Linked DNA regions of Mus musculus: region 2 is linked to region 1. A link is a loop called in an ENCODE intact Hi-C map of the cell type or tissue named here. Cell type or tissue: left cerebral cortex. All regions are shown on one strand. Each heading gives the region's core, and the rest is flanking DNA. Links, peaks and the distances in the headings are about the cores only. Region 1 holds the start of Gm40732 (a long non-coding RNA gene). Region 2 has its middle 45 kb from the start of Gm5174.

What was found. Peaks named below come from ENCODE experiments on the same cell type or tissue, not always from the same donor. Only the 100,000 strongest peaks of a DNase experiment are listed, where the experiment ranks them.
Region 2: a loop joins it to region 1, with 11 times the contacts of the local background. A loop is called at or near these places in 9 of 42 quality-filtered maps.

The regions. Positions count from the first base shown.
Region 1 is chr10:85,739,509-85,744,893 of GRCm38, reverse strand. It overlaps Gm40732 (a long non-coding RNA gene), which reads left to right and starts at 4,555. Exons shown (of 2, transcript XR_871921.2): 1 at 4,555-4,591; 2 at 4,770-5,191. In left cerebral cortex, for the core only: a CTCF peak has its summit at 2,751 (motif pointing left); a DNase peak (open chromatin) is centred at 5,123.
Region 2 is chr10:86,607,684-86,613,068 of GRCm38, reverse strand. No RefSeq gene overlaps it. Among named protein-coding and RNA genes, the nearest start is that of Gm5174, 45 kb to the left of the region's middle. In left cerebral cortex, for the core only: a CTCF peak has its summit at 2,885 (motif pointing right); a DNase peak (open chromatin) is centred at 555.

The sequences.
Region 1 (5,385 bases), core at 142-5,141:
GTTGAGAGACCTGTCCCCTTACTGCCATGGCACTGTAGGGCCAAGTGATTTTTTTTTTTCACTAGAGCTCACCTGAGGGAAGCCATATGATGGCAAGGAGGCAGATATGTGGACTCTGGACATGTGACTCTATGTTATCACCATAAAAGAGACAGAAGAAAAAGATTGTCACAGGGACCTATGACATCCTAACTTACCTCTCTGGGCAACATGAAAACATAAATCACTAGATCCACACAGTATTCCAGACATGAGGTCTGCCACTGAGAGCATTAAGAGACATCCATGGGTCATGATATGTGAAGCATATACCCAAACTGTGACCTGGAAAAGAATAAATATGGCAAAATAATGGGGCCATATTAGATTATAAAAGGACAGATACACAATGCACTTGAGCATGGATCTATGATTTCAAATAAGCCGGTGGTTTCATTCCCTATGCCACCTCCATCACAACATATACCTTTAACTCTGCTCTTCCACCAAAGAGAAAGGTCACTGATCACATCTTTGGCTTCCTCCACATCTGGCTCTCAGGAGAGCATGGACTGTTGCTCTGATATTATAAGGACACAAGTGACAAGAAATGCTTCCTTTCCTGCCATTGGTTTACATTGTTCCAAGAAGGAGGGCCCAGGTAGTGCCTGAGCAGTCCATTCCAGAAATGTGTGTGCAGCAGCATATTGGAAGAGGAAATGTCTCTGCTACCTGAGCAAGACAAGGGCATGAAAACTTATCACATATTTGAAAAAAATGGCACACAAGGCACTTGAGCATGGATCTACAATTTCAAGAATTGCTTCCTTTCTTGCCATTTCTGTACATTTAAATTGCTTTACATTGTTCCAAGACGCTCAGTTGCAAGGTTCTGCAGGTGGCACTTAAGGGACATGGCCTGGGGAAGCACCTAGAATGTACCTTCCTCTCATGTTGGTTCATGGCCAGGCATCCTGTCTGCCTCCATGGCAGCTGCACAAAGTCACCTCCTTTGTGGGAACCAGAGCTCACCATACATGAGAGAGGAAGGTCAGTTTTATCCAATGGATCTGAAAAAACAGGTACAGGTTTTGTTTTCCCTGAGTGATAAGACCAATCCACAATTAATAAGGTCCCCAAGAAGACGGTTAAATCTTTTTTTAAATTTTTAAATTGATTTTTATTAGATATTTTCTTTATATACATATCAAATGCTATCCCAAAAGTTCCCTATTCCCTCCCTCTGACCTGTTCCCCTCCCCCTTTTCTATTTTTAATTGATTTTTTTATTAGATATTTTCTTTATATACATATCTAACACTATCCCGAAAGTTCCTTATTCCCTCCCTCTGACCTGTTCCCCTCCCCACCCACTCCTGCATCTTGGCCCTGGCATTCCCCTGTACTGGGGCATATAAAGTTTGCAAAACCAAGGGGCCTCTCTTCCCATTGATGGCCAACTAGGCCATCTTCTGCTACATATGCAGCTAGAGATACCAGCTCTGGGGGTACTCGTTAGTTCATATTGTTGTTCCACCTATAGGGTTGCAGACCCCTTCAGCTCTTTGGGTGCATTCTCTAGATTCTCCATTGGGGGCCCTGTGTTCCATCTTATAGATGACCGTGAGCATCCACTTCTGTATGTGCCAGGCACTGGCATAGCCTCATACGAGACAGCTAGAACAGGGTCCCTTCAGCAAAATCTTTCTGGCACATGCAATAGTTTCTGGGTTTGGTGGCTGATTATAGGATGGATCCCCAGGTGGGCTAGTCTCTGGAGAGTCCATCCTTTTGTCTTAGCTCCAAAATTTGTCTCTGTTACTCCTTTCATGGGTATTTTGTTCCCTATTCTAAGGAGGAATGAAGTATCCACCCATTGGTCTTCCCTCTTCTTGATTTTCTTGTGTTTTGCAAATTGAATCTTGGGTGTTCTATGTTTCTGAGCTAATATCCACTTATCAGTGAGTGCATATCTAATGACTTGTTTTGTGATTGGGCTACCTCACTAAGGATGATATCCTCCAGATACATCCATTTGTACAAGAATTTCATAAATCCATTGTTTTTAATAGCTGAGTAGTACTCCATTGTGTAAATGTACCACATTTTCTGTATCCAATCTTCTGTTAAGGGACACCTGGGTTCTTTCCAGTTTCTGGCTATTATAAATAAGGCTGATATCAACATAGTGGAGCATGTGTTCTTATTACCAGTTGGAACTTCTTCTGGGTGTATGACCAGGAGAGGTATTGCTGGGTCTTCCGGTAGTATTATGTCCAATTTTCTAAGGAACCTCCAGACAGACTTCCAGAGTGGTTGTACAAGCTTGCAATCCCACCAGCAGTGGAGGAGTGTTCAAGAGGGTTAAATATTTAGTCAGCTGTGTGTCTGGGCAGGTGTGAGTTGTCTCGCACAAGAAAGCTACTCTTCAAAACAGAAAAATTGGTCAGTATAGCTGGGTTATCCTAGCCCCCAGGTTCCTAACCGCTGGAACCATCAATGGGCCACCTGACTCCAAAACAAGCACAATCTAGTTTAGACAAGGTCGGAGTTTTCCATTCGAAAAGGAGACATCATAGGCATGGTCTCCAGTAAAATCCCCCATGGGAAATGTCAGGCACTGCCCAACATGGCCAAATAATATTATCTTTAGCCATCAAAAAATAGCAGGAGCCCCACTGCATAAATCACAGTCCCAGCCTGAGGTGGGTATGTGTTGTCCTCAATAAGAGAAAGTGTGGGAGAGCTGGCACTGCCACCTGTTGGCCATTCAGAGATGTGGACAAGAAAGAGAAAACCTCCTCTGCCTTTGTACCTCACCACCTACATCAAGCATGAGATTTGACTCTGGTGTGATTAGAGCAGGAGAGCTGCCCCTGCCACTCACTCGCTACAGCACTCGGGAGTTCAGGCCCTGGACGTTGCCTGGGCAGCACAGTAGAGTTAGCCCTGGATATATGGGTTGTGTATGAGCAAGCCCCAAGGGTCCTGCTCTTGTCTGCTAGGCAATGATGAGGATGAGGGAGAGATCCCTCTCCCCTCATTCATGCCTCGATATTTACGGCAGGCATGAGAGCTGGCTCTATGGTCATTTGTAACAGAAGTTGCCATGTCCTCACAGACTGCAGTACTCGAGACTGGGACTTGCACCTACCAGGGCTACAGGGTAGAGCTGACCCTGTTTGGAGAGAATGCTGCTTAGCCAGTTCTCTTGGTGTGAGCTAAAGTCAGCCAGCTGACCTGCTCAGATACTTCTCAGGCAAGGATCAGGGCTTTGAATGATCCCACACCAATATCTACCACATTGGTGAACTTCTGGAGTACATGAAGGGGCCTGTCCTACAAATCCACAACTCCAGGACCTCTGGGACACAGATGATCTCCATGACAACAAGATATCTGAGAGGAGTCCTATTGAAATTCAAGTGTTGATAGAGTAGCAGAGGCCTTATACCATACAAATCAGCCATTATAATGAACATTGCAGGCAAAAAGTGAGGAACCCATGGTGGTGAACTACAGCTTCAACAACATTGTCCCCCTATATTTGGGGAAAGGTGACAAGGGTGAAGAATGGATTGTAAGGTAGGGTGAGTTAGTGTGATTGTGAGTTGTGAAGTGAAATTCACACAAACACACACAGAAATGCGCGCGTGAGCACACACACACACACACACACACACACACACACACACACACCAGGGTTTCTATTCCTGCACAAACATCATGAACAAGAACCAAGTTGGGAAGGAAAGGGTTTATTCAGCTTACACTTTCCACACTGCTGCTCATCACCAAAGGAAGTCAGGACTGGAACTCAAGCAGGTCAGGAAGCAGGAGCTGATGCAGAGGCCATGGAGGGATGTTCTTTACTGTTTTGCTTCCCCTGGATTGCTCAGCTTGCTTTCTTATAGAACCTAAGACTCCCAGCCCAGGGATGGTACCACCCACAAGGGGCCCTCCTTCCTTGATCACTAATTGAGAAAATGCCCCACAGCTGGATCTCATGGAGGCATTTCCCCAACTGAAGCTCCTTTCTCTGTGATAACTCCAGCATGTGTCAAGTTGATACAAAAAACAGCCAGTGTACACACACACACACACACACACACACACACACACACGCACCTCTAAGTAGTATAAAGTTAAGCAAAACAAACAGCAGAACTCCAAATCAAAAGAGCAGGGATCATTAGGATGCAAGTTAGAAAGCTTGTAAAAGCCAAAGTGGTAGTTATCATCAAGGACACAACAGAGTTGTTGGAAATAGAAACCCACAATGATTGCTACAGCATGCATGAGAGCTGAGCAAGCTCATACCAGGAAGCATCTCATGTACAGGAAAGTGGGGACATGGACCAAAATCCAACCACAAGGTGAGATATGGTAGCACTTGACAGATGCTGGGAGAGGCAAAGTCTGCCAAACCCTGAGAAGTCAAAGATCCCCCAAGGCTGACTTCACAAATCAGATCAGTTGGGTAACGAAAAATTGACCTGATGGAGAAATACGAAGGAACGTGATGATGATGATGATGATGATGACGACTAGGAGGACGAGGAGGACGTGGAGGAGGAGGAAGAGGAGGCAGTCGAAACACGAGGAGAGGAAGGTATAAGGGGAGGGCGAGGAGGAGGAGCAAATCAGGAAGGGGAAAGAGAGGAAGAGAATGAAGAAGAGGAGGGTAGGAGGGACTTGAAAAGGAGTAGACAACTTGTCAGAGTTAGTTGAGTGGTGTCCGGTATCTGTGTTGTGTATCCTTTGCCTGATTGAAACTTTCTATTCTCTAGGGAATTGAAAATGAAGCTAAACGATGCCAAATAGCTCAAGGAAGTCCCGGAAACTGACCAGATTCTCTAGGTTTCTCTTTTCCAAAATGTAATCAAGCCAATCTGCTCAGTGTCTGTCTCAGACAAGACAAGCTACAAAGACAATGGAAACCAGGTCAGCTAGGTCCCTGTTTGGAGCAGGAAACATAATTCTTCCTGGAAGAAATTTAGATGAACTGAGACTTAAAAGAGACACTCTTCCACCAGTTGAGCTGCTGTCAGGCTGTGCAGTGTGCTCCAACTTCCCTGCTTCAGTGAGCTTGTAAGCCATGCTGGGATGGGCTGGGATGATGCATCTCTCTGTGAGTCATTTCTTTTCCTGTGAGTCAACTCCCAGCTCACATTCCTGTTTGTACAGGGAATACAATTCATTGCATCACCAAGCTGGACTGTGTGGTATCCATACTATTTTGCTATCTGTAGTGGGTAGATTTATGTGTTGCATATGCCCAGGAAAGGTTTTGAAGGGACTCACACAAGTGAGGGATAGAGAATGCTCACTACACAGCCCAGAATTAAGCTGAGACCACAAATCCAGACCCAAACACCCATTTTTTCACAGATGCTTTAAAGTGGC
Region 2 (5,385 bases), core at 170-5,169, 870 kb before region 1:
ATGGATCTGAAAAAACAGGTACAGGTTTTGTTTTCCCTGAGCGATAAGACCAATCCACAATTAATAAGGTCCCCAACAACAGTGATAAATCTTTTGTCAGCTGTGTGTCTGGGCAGGTATGAGTTGTCTCCCACAAGAAAGCTACTCTTCAAAACAGAAAAATTGGTCAGTATAGCTGGGTTATCCTAGCCCCCAGGTTCCTAACCGCTGGAACCATCAATGGGCCACCTGACTCCAAAACAAGCACAATCTAGTTCAGACAAGGGCTCATCCTGCCTGAGTCAGAAATCAGCCACTTTAAAGCATCTGTGAAAAATGGGTGTTTGGGTGCAGATTTGTGGTCTCAGCTTAATTCTGGGCTGTGTAGTGAGCATTCTCTATCCCTCACTTGTGTGAGTCCCTTCAAAACCTTTCTTGGGCATATGCAACACATAAATCTACCCACTGCAGATAGCAAAGTAGTATGGATACCACACAGTCCAGCTTGGTGATGCAATGAATTGTATTCCCTGTATAAACAGGAATGTGAGCCGGGAGTTGACTCACAGGAAAAGAAATGACTCACAGAGAGATGCATCATCCCAGCCCATCCCAGCATGGGTTACAAGCTCACTGAAGCAGGGAAGTTGGAGCACACTGCACAGCCTGACAGCAGCTCAACTGGTGGAAGAGTGTCTCTTTTAAGTCTCAGTTCATCTAAATTTCTTCCAGGAAGAATTACTGTTTCCTGCTCCAGACAGGGACCTAGCTGACCTGGTTTCCATTGTCTTTGTAGCTTGTCTTGTCTGAGATAGACACTGAGCAGATTGGCTTGATTACATTTTGGAAAAGAGAAACCTAGAGAATCTGGTCAGTTTCAGGGACTTCCTTGAGCTATTTGGCATCGTTTAGCTTCATTTTCAATTCCCTAGAGAATAGAAAGTTTCAATCAGGCAAAGGATACACAACACAGATACCGGACACCACTCAACTAACTCTGACAAGTTGTCTACTCTTTTTCAAGTCCCTCCTACCCTCCTCTTCTTCATTCTCTTCCTCTCTTTCCCCTTCCTGATTTGCTCCTCCTCCTCCCTCGACCACCCCTTATACCTTCCCTTCCCCCTGTTTTGACTGCCTCCTCCTCCTCCACGTCCTCCTCCTTCACATCCTCCTCGTCCTCCTAGTTGTCATCATCATCATCATCATCACCATCACGTTCCTTCGTATTTCTCCATCAGGTCAATTTTTCGTTACCCAACTGATCTGATTTGTGAAGTCAGCCTTGGGGGATCTTTGACTTCTCAGGGTTTGGCAGACTTTGCCTCTCCCAGCATCTGTCAAGTGCTACCATATCTCACCTTGTGGTTGGATTTTGGTCCATGTCTTACTTTCCTGTACATGAGATGCTTCCTGGTATGAGCTTGCTCAGCTCTCATGCATGCTGTAGCAATCATTGTGGGTTTCTATTTCCAACAACTCTGTTGTGTCCTTGATGATAACTACCACTTTGGCTTTTACAAGCTTTCTAACTTGCAACCTAATGATCCCTGCTCTTTTGATTTGGAGTTCTGCTGTTTGTTTTGCTTAACTTTATACTACTTAGAGGTGCGCGTGTGTGTGTGTGTGTGTGTGTGTGTGTGTGTGTGTGTGTGTGTGTGTGTGTGTGTGTACTGGCTGGTTTTTGTGTCAACTTGACACATGCTGGAGTTATCACAGAGAAAGGAGCTTCAATTGGGGAAGTGCCTCCATGAGATCCAGCTGTGGGGCATTTTCTCAATTAGTGATCAAGGAAGGAGGGCCCCTTGTGGGTGGTACCATCCCTGGGCTGGGAGTCTTAGGTTCTATAAGAGAGCAAGCTGAGCAATCCAGGGGAAGCAAAACAGTAAGTAACATCCCTCCATGGCCTCTGCATCAGCTCCTGCTTCCTGACCTGCTTGAGTTCCAGTCCTGATTTCCTTTGGTGATGAACAGCAGTGTGGAAAGTGTAAGCTGAATAAACCCTTTCCTTCCCAACTTGCTTCTTGGTCATGATGTTTTGTGCAGGAATAGAAACCCTGACTAGATCTGTGTGTGTCTGTGTGAATTTCACTTCACAACTCACAATCACACTAACTCACCCTACCTTACAGTCCATTATTCACACTTGTCACCTTTCCTCAATTATAGGGGTACAGTATTGTTGAAGCTGTAGTATGTCACCATGGGTTCCTCACTTTTTTCCTGCAATATTCATTATAATGGTTCTATCAACACCTGAATTTCAGTAGGACTCCTCTCAGATATCTTGTTGTCATGGAGATCATCTGTGTCTCAGAGGTCCTGGAGTTGTGGATATGTAGGACAGGCCCCTTCATGTACTCCAGAAGTTCACCAATGTGGTAGATATTGGTGTGGGATCATTCAAAGCCCTGATCCTTGCCTGAGAAGTATCTGAGCAGGTCAGCTGGCTGACTTTAGCTCACACCAAGAGAACTGGCTAAGCAGCATTCTCTCCAAACAGGGTCAGCTCTACCCTGTAGCCCTGGTAGGTGCAAGTCCCAGTCTCGAGTACTGCAGTCTGTGAGGATATGGCAACTTCTGTTACAAATGACCATAGAGCCAGCTCTCATGCCTGCCGTAAATATCGAGGCATGAATGAGGGGAGAGGGATCTCTCCCTCATCCTCATCACTGCCTAGCAGACAAGAGCAGGACCCTTGGGGCTTGCTCATACACAACCCATATATCCAGGGCTAACTCTACTGTGCTGCCCAGGCAACGTCCAGAGCCTGAACTCCCGAGTGCTGTAGCAAGTGAGTGGCAGGGGCAGCTCTCCTGCTCTAATCACACCAGAGTCAAATCTCATGCTTGATGTAGGTGGTGAGGTACAAAGGCAAAGCTTTTCTCTTTCTTGTCCACATCTCTGAATGGCCAACAGGTGGCAGTGCCAGCTCTCCCACACTTCTCTTACTGAAGGCAACACATACCCACCTCAGGCTGGGACTGTGATTTATGCATTGGGGCTCCTGCTATTTTTTGATGGCTAAAGAGAATACTATGTGGCAATGTTGGGAAGTGCCTGGCATTTCCCATGGCGAGTTTTACTGGAGACCATGCCTGTGATGTCTCCTTTTCGAATGAAAAACTCCGACCTTGTCTAAACTAGATTGTGCTTGTTATTTTTTTTTTAATATTTTTTATTAGGCATTTTCCTCATTTACATGTCCAATGCTATCCCAAAAGTCCCCCATACCCTCCCCCCCACTCCCACTTTTTGGCCCTGGTGTTCCCCTGTTTGCATGTAAAGTTTGCATGACCAATGGGCCTCTCTTTCCAGTGATGGCCGACTAGGCTATCTTTTGCTACATATGCACCTAGAGACAAGAGCTCCGGGGTACTGGTTAGTTCATATTGTTGTTCCACCTATAGGATTGCAGTTCCCTTTAGCTCCTTGGATACTTTCTCTAGCTCCTCCACTGGGGGCCTTGTGATCCATCCAATAGCTGACTGTGAGCATCCACTTCTGTGTTTGCTAGGCCCCAGCATAGTCTCACAAGAGACAGCTTTATCTGGGTCCTTTCAGCAAAATCTTGATAGTGTATGCAATGGTGTCAGCATTTGGAAGCTGATTATGGGATGGATCCCCGGATATGGTAGTCTCTAGATGGTCCATCCTTTCGTCACAGCTCCAAACTTTGTCTCTGTAACTCCTTGTATGGGGTGTTTTGTTCCCAATTCTAAGAAGGGGCAAAGTGTCCACACTTTGGTCTTCGTTCTTCTTTTTTTTTTTTTTTTTTTTTTTTTTTATTAGGTATTTAGCTCATTTACATTTCCAATGCTATACCAAAAGTCCCCCTTACCAACCCACCCCCACTCCCCTACCCACCCACTCCCCCCCTTTGGCCCTGGCGTTCCCCTGTACCGGGGCACACAAAGTCTGCGTGTCCAATGGGCCTCTCTTTCCAGTGATGGCCGACTAGGCCATCTTTTGATACATATGCAGCTAGAGTCAAGAGCTCAGGGGTACTGGTTAGTTCATAATGTTGTTCCACCTATAGGGTTGAAGATCCCTTTAGCTCCTTGGGTACTTTCTCTAGCTCCTCCATTGGGAGCCCTGTGATCCATCCATTAGCTGACTGTGAGCATCCACTTCTGTGTTTGCTAGGCCCCGGCATAGTCTCACAAGAGACAGCTACATCTGGGTCCTTTCGATAAAATCTTGCTAGTGTATGCAATGGTGTCAGCATTTGGAAGCTGATTATGGGGTGGATCCCTGGATATGGCAGTCTCTACATGGTCCATCCTTTCATCTCAGCTCCATACTTTGTTTCTGTAACTCCTTCCATGGGTGTTTTGTTCCCACTTCTAAGGAGGGGCATAGTGTCCACACTTCAGTCTTCATTTTTCTTGAGTTTCATGTGTTTAGGAAATTGTATCTTATATCGTGGGTATCCTAGGTTTTGGGCTAGTATCCACTTATCAGTGAGTACATATTGTGTGAGTTCCTTTGTGATTGTGTTACCTCACTCAGGATGATGCTCTCCAGGTCCATCCATTTGGCTAGGAATTTCATAAATTCATTCTTTTTTATAGCTGAGTAGTACTCCATTGTGTAAATGTACCACATTTTTTTTGTATCCATTCCTCTAATGAGGGGCCTCTGGGTTCTTTCCAGCTTCTGACTATTATAAATAAGGCTGCTATGAACATAGTGGAACATGTGTCCTTCTTACCAGTTGGGGCATCTTCTGGATATATGCCCAGGAGAGGTATTGCTGGATCCTCCAGTAGTACTATGTCCAATTTTCTGAGGAACCGCCAGACTGATTTCCAGAGTGGTTGTACAAGCCTGCAATCCCACCAACAATGGAGGAGTGTTCCTCTTTCTCCACATCCACGCCAGCATCTGCTGTCACCTGAATTTTTGATCTTAGCCATTCTGACTGGTGTGAGATGGAATCTCAGGGTTGTTTTGATTTGCATTTCTCTGATGATTAAGGATGTTGAACATTTTTTCAGTTGCTTCTCAGCCATTCAGTATTCCTCAGGTGAGAATTCTTTGTTTAGCTCTAAGCCCCATCTTTTAAGGGGGTTATTTGATTTTCTGGAGTCCACCCTCTTGAGTTCTTTATATATATTGGATATTAGTCCCCTATCTGATTTAAGATAGGTAAAGATCCTTTCCCAATCTGTTGGTGGCCTTTTGTCTTATTGACAGTGTCTTTTGCCTTGCAGAAGCTTTGCAGTTTCATGAGGTCTCATTTGTCAATCCTTGATCTTACAGCACAAGCCATTGCTGTTCTATTCAGGAATTTTTCCCCTGTGCCCATATCTTTGAGGCTTTTCCCCACTTTCTCCGGTATAAGTTTCAGTGTCTCTGGTTTTATGTGAAGTTCCTTGATCCACTTAGATTTGACCTTAGTACAAG